2 separate regions of the Homo sapiens genome follow, and region 1 is linked to region 2. The links are chromatin contacts, found by Hi-C or POLR2A ChIA-PET in ENCODE. All regions are on one chromosome and are shown on one strand. The core of a region is the stretch at or near the end of the contact, and the rest is flanking DNA. Distances in the headings are between cores, read along the strand shown. Region 1 has its middle 450 kb from the start of HINT1. Region 2 has its middle 620 kb from the start of HINT1.

Evidence for each region. Hi-C counts contacts between places; a loop is a spot of excess contacts on that map. ChIA-PET counts read pairs that join two places held with the same protein, here RNA polymerase II (POLR2A). Pooled maps may share reads with other maps.
Region 1: a loop to region 2 is called in a map of endothelial cell of umbilical vein, with 2.6 times the contacts of the local background. The contact joins two enhancer-like sites. A Hi-C loop is called at or near these places in 5 of 168 maps with a recorded cell type or tissue (Caco-2, Calu3, PC-3 and 2 more) and 3 of 50 pooled maps. POLR2A ChIA-PET finds 5 or more read pairs at or near these places in 2 of 52 experiments (PC-3 and PC-9).

What each region holds. Positions count from the first base shown.
Region 1 is chr5:130,709,057-130,711,951 of GRCh38, reverse strand. No RefSeq gene overlaps it. Among named protein-coding and RNA genes, the nearest start is that of HINT1, 450 kb to the left of the region's middle. Within about 2 kb of position 1,276, at least 2 of the 41 ENCODE cell types and tissues checked have a DNase peak (open chromatin) inside an H3K27ac peak, as active enhancers do; they include PC-3 and endothelial cell of umbilical vein, where a contact is called at or near this core.
Region 2 is chr5:130,548,709-130,551,587 of GRCh38, reverse strand. No RefSeq gene overlaps it. Among named protein-coding and RNA genes, the nearest start is that of HINT1, 620 kb to the left of the region's middle. Within about 2 kb of position 1,552, at least 4 of the 41 ENCODE cell types and tissues checked have a DNase peak (open chromatin) inside an H3K27ac peak, as active enhancers do; they include PC-3 and endothelial cell of umbilical vein, where a contact is called at or near this core.

The DNA.
Region 1 (2,895 bases), core at 27-2,526, 160 kb before region 2:
TCTCTGTGTCTTTGTGAATGCTATTCTTCCTTGAGTGGTTTTTCTCCCTCTTACCTCTACCTTCTTTGTGCTGTCTTCCTGGGTCACAAAACAACATTGACGTTCCTTTATGAATTTCAAAACCACTTGTAATTTAGACCAGTACTACTCAAAATGTTCTGGAGCTGCTATGCAAACTGATACCTGCCCACCACAATTAGGGAGGTACAGGAATTGAGGGTAAACAATTAGGAACTTTTGGAGCAATTTGACTTTACTGAGATATCCAAGCAGAATCTCTCATAACTTCTTATTGTATTTTATAATATATTGGTCTACTATAGATCAGAAATTAAAAAAAGACAAACATGAAAAAAAAACACCTTGGACTTTCACCACAGATGGTTTGAGAAGCAATGATCTATGTGACTGTTTCTTGAACCTGACTACATATCAAAGTTCCCCGGAGAAACTTCTTAAAAAGCACAAGATGGATAGTGACTGGAGCTAGGCTCTGTTAAAAAAAAACTATCCAGGTTATCTTGATGCACATCATGTTTGCAATGTCATTTGAACCATATCTGTTTAATTGCTGCAGCTAATTACATCAAGACTCATCAATTTTTGATGATTCTAGTAGAATTGGATGCCATGTGAGCATTGATCTTGTCCTCACTGCTATGCCTTCAGCACTAGACTTATAATTGATACACAGTAAGTGATTAAAAATTCTGGATAAATGAGTGAATGCATCATGTCTTCATTTTGTGGCCTCTAATAGATTCTTGGGATGTAAAAGAACTCATTTTATATACATATGCAAATTTAAAACCTTCTATAATAAGTCTGACATCACCTGTGTCCTCTCTGTGTTTGTGTTATCAGCAAGTGAATTTCTCAGTACTCCCACATCACAAACCCCAATTACCACTCCATATGTTTCCCAAATTAGTAGCTAATAGCGTTTTCCCAGGCGAATGTATCTAGAAATACCCAGGGATTCACTGCTATACCTAAGTCAGCAATGGTTCATCTTTCTCCTTGCTGTGGAGGAGAACTTGACCAGAGGAGTCCACTTCCCCTGGCCCGGCAGCTTCTTGCATGGGAAACTAGCTGCTCCTGCTGCTACTTGGCTGATGATTTACCCTATAGCACATTTTATCTTTACGTAAACACACAAAGTCCTTTCACGTCTTTGTTCCTGTTCCCATGCCATGACTCCTTCCTGGAATACCATTCTTTTATTCTTACTCACTAAATAAGCTCTTCTACTCCTTTTCTTCGGGCCCCCTTCCTCTGATTCAGCTGAGAAACAACTACTGTCTGTCTCCATCAAAGCTAATTTTCTGCCTCCTGTTTTCCCACCATACTTTGCCATTCTAGACATCTGTTGCATATCATTTTTTCTGTTACTTAACTAATGCATCAGTCTTCATTCATTCTCCTCCCAGACTATACTCCTCCTGGGTTCAGAGCATATCTCATTCATTTCTGTGTTACCTTTGCTTATCTCAGTGCTGGCTTCAGAGTAGATACTTCAGAGATGCTATTTAAATCAGAGTTAGGGTAGTTAGAATAGGAGAGAATGAGGACTCTATGGTGCTCAGGTGCCATGCATCCTGCAAAGAGAACATGAAAGGACATTTTTTTTTCCTTCAATAATTACATGGACTCCTTCAGTGATCCCTGTGTCTGTTGGGCCTTGAGTAATTACCTGCAATCTCTGTCTTTGTGAGGCTATTAATTAAATTCCTTTCGGTGCCCCAAAAGTGGACATTTCTTGTCTGTATCCTTTTGTTCTGTCCACACAGGAATACTGCTGCTGAATTCAGTCTCTTCCAAGTTCAATAAAAGAAATACATTTTCTTTCAGTATTCCTCTCTTTGCTACAATCTGGACATAGGTTCCTTTATTTTGTCAAGATAATGGATATTAAAAAATAACAGCCAATATATTATTTTGTTACTAATAGTCCCTTTAGCACTTGAGTTATAAACCTTTTGGAGGCTCAGTGATTCTGTTCTCTTTATAAGGGGGATTTCTTTTTGTTCTTTCTGTCCATCAAGACAAACAGATTTCCTCTCTGATGTGCTTTTATATCCAGTTCACCCTTGCACTGGGGATATAGCCTTCTGGAGTGCCAACTGCATATGGAGTCTTCTGTTCGATTCTGCATCTTGTAGGAGCTAGGATTAATCTTTGGCTCACTGTTCCTGTCATAACATCAGAACAGATACTCAGGGACACCAGGCTCAGCAGATGCCTCCAGGTGAAAGTCAGGTGGGTTGGTGAACACTTACCTATCCCTATGCAATGTTCTTTCACTTTATTTTTTGGCTTCTGATTATTGATTAGTTTCTTGCCAGCTGAGGGAAGAACTGATATGCATTAATATTTACTTTCTAGAACTTTAATTTCTTTCAGTGAGTATGACATCTGGGGGGGCGTCTAGGATATCACATACATAGACCCAGAAGCCTAAGCATATTTTCTCAGTGTACTACTTTAGATAATTTTTATAGATAATTTGAATGGCAGTCCAACTACCTTCTTGGGATGGAAGAGGGAAACATACTTAAGAACAGAACATAAATTTGCATGTCAAAACTTATTTGGCCTTAAGAATAATTGTAAAATGAATGAGAAAATGGTACAAGAGAGCAACATAAGGCTTAGAAATTTGAGAGTAAATGCACTTTGTCCAAAAACATAAATAAATAAAATAAAGGTTAGGGAAAAAATCTTTATTATTTGTGGGTGATGAGAACCTTTCATTAAATCCTTCTTTGGTGTTTTTGAAATCTTTGCATTTTTATTTAAACGTGGGTTGAATTTGTCATATACATGAATTGCTACAAGTTTTTCTTATTGCTTCTCTTTTCAACAGACTTTCTCTTCTTGATGCTGCTGTCTTAT
Region 2 (2,879 bases), core at 303-2,802:
TAGAAATCTGCTTCCACCTGGACCTGTTTTAGCTAGTCATCATTTTGGTCTGGTGTCTGAACTCCGCCTCCTATTTAAAAAGTGTTAAACAGACAGAAAATAATTCAAATCTATTCAGTAGAAATCAGGAAAGGAGAAAAAATGAATAAAAAGTACATAAAACATAAAATTATATAAAAAGTACCACTATCACACTATTAATATATATGTAAAAAGGTCAAATTTATCAAAAGATTCATCCTCTGAATGGATAAAATGAAAGTGTGGCAATACATTTTCTACATTATACATAGAAAGTTTGAAAATAAGGCAATCTTAATGCTTTGAAATATAGGTAGCAGAGGCATAATTATAAAGAACACACAGACAATCAGAAGCAGATAAATAAGCGATAGATAAAAAAGTAGACACATTTAGCAGACTTGGATGGATTATATGTTGTATATAAAAGCTGAAATCAGGACCATAATGTTTGTAGAAGTCAGAAGAACTTTTTCATGAAAGGTAAGGGTAGGCTAGATTTCTCAGCAGTTCTAATAAAAAGCACTATTTATGAAAGGAAAAAAATGGATAAATTTGGGCTTCATCAAAATTAATATACATATTTTTTGCAAAGAACAACATTCATGAAATAAAGAGGCAAGACACAGAATGGAAAAAATATTTGCAAAAACTGTATTTTGCCAAAAAGAATTGTATCTAGAATATGTAAAGAAGTCCTATAAGTCAATTAAAAAAAAAACCCTCAAAATGACTGAAAGATTTGAATAACCCTTCACACACACACACACACACACAAATATACACATCATCAATAGCACTTGAAAAGGCAGTCAGCATCAGGAAACTGCAAATTAAAACCACATCCATCACAATCTCCTTTTCAGCAACCTCTATTGCTGCCTCAGTCCACTCCCGTTAGGATTCCATCCCCACCACCCATTGAAAATCCTTTTGTCAGGATAATCGAATTTCCAAATATAGTGCTTATTTCTCTGTGCTCAGGCTTCTTTGAACAGAATTCCATGAAGTTGTTTACTCCTTCCAACTTGAAACATTTTCTTCTCTTAGCTTCTCTTTTTATAACAGTAGTTCAGACTTCCTCACTGAAGTGAGAAATAATGTAGCCCAACTGCTCACTTGATACATCCACTTAGACATTTCCTAGGCAGCCACACTGAAATGCCCTAAGAAGAAAGCCTGATTCTCTTCTCCATCCAACTTTCCTATTTCTGTTGATAAGCCAGCTCTCCACCCAGTTGCTCAAGCAGAGTCAAGAGTAATCCTTGATTCTCTTTTTTAATCATCACCGATACCCAATTCATCAGCAAATCTTATAGATTTAGCCTTCAAAAAAAAAAATCGAGTTTGATTGGTTCTCAGTTTTTGCTTAGTTCTAGCCACAGTTCTTTTTGCCTGGGCTATTAATACATCTTCCCAACTGTCTCCTTGCTGTCCCTTTTGCTCCTCTGTGAGAAAACATTTTAAATGGTCCGTTTTCAAGGCATGATAAATCTAAGTACTGGCAGCCAGCCTGCGGATGTGACTAACTGCATGACTCATGCACCTAGAAGGTCACAATAAGTGAACACAATGTAGAGGAGGGGTCCGCCCATAAAAGGGAAGAAAGTTTCATTACTGGGAAATTGAAACTTAAGTGGGGAAGGGGGCTAGGGTATAACCTGATAAGGGGGATAATGAAACTTAGGTGACATTCTGGAAGATTGTAACCCCCTAGTATTTGACCAATGAGGAACTGGGGGAGGGACTTGCATGTTAGGAGATAAATTACCTACTGTAACTGCCCCAGGTGTGCTTGCCTACCAGACACCTGATCTTGCAAGACCACCATTAAAAGTCTCGCTTCCACTGTTCTTCATGTCTCAGAGTCCATTCCTTGGGTTTGGTTGGGTGAATGTGTTTCTCACAAACTTGGGGGACCACCTGGGATCTCTGTGCCTGTGTGTAGTGGGACTCCAGCACAGAGGGGAGAAACGTCCCACCTGATTTAGGTGGCCCACTCTGTTCAGGCATCCTGGATCTCTGCAGAGACCTAGACAAACCCAAGACTGTTATTTAGAGGCAGCAGAGGTGACACGGGGAGAAATGCAGGCACTGCAGGAACGAGGCAAACTTGTGCAAGAGAAAAGGTAGGAAAATTGGACTATAAGTGCTGCCTTGGTGAGTTGGACATTTTTGGAGTTTGAGTGTGTGTGACTGAGATGTATCCTAGATATGAAGCGAGTGTGGTGTCCCAATCCGTGATTCCATTCTCCCATGGGGAAAACTGCCAGAGATAGATGAAGTGATTCTCGGGGTGTGCAAGAGACCTCCAGTCGGGGTGTGGGTGGGAGTTGAGTACACCAGAAAATGCTCAGACACAGAGACTGACCAAAGATTGGAAACAGAAATTCTAGCCTAGGGGACAAAGAGGGAGGCAAAGAAACTTTGATATTCCCTGAATAGTCCTTTGGGGAGAATGCTGCAGGGTTGGAGGGACAACCCACGAACCAGGGACAAGGAAAAGCAAAAAATCATAAAGTATTGGTGTTTTATCTGGCCCAAAGGCCCCATTCATAAGCCCTCAGTCTTTTGGCCTAGGTTTGGCTCAGATGAGAATTGGGTGTGCCGAGCTTTGTCTATATGAATGATAAAACCCCATCCTCACAAGAAGAGATAGGTTATGCTTTCCGCTGGATCAAGGAATTAGCCCCCATGTTTCCCCTCAAAGAAGAAGAAAAAGAGCCTAGTAAAAGCCCTTGCCCAGTGTAAAGCCCTGGGATCCCCTATCATGCTTGTCTCCTCTATACATCTCACAAAATAGGGGAAAGGAAGATCAAGGGGCAGCAGGAGGGTTAAAGGAAGAAAGACCTGGAGAC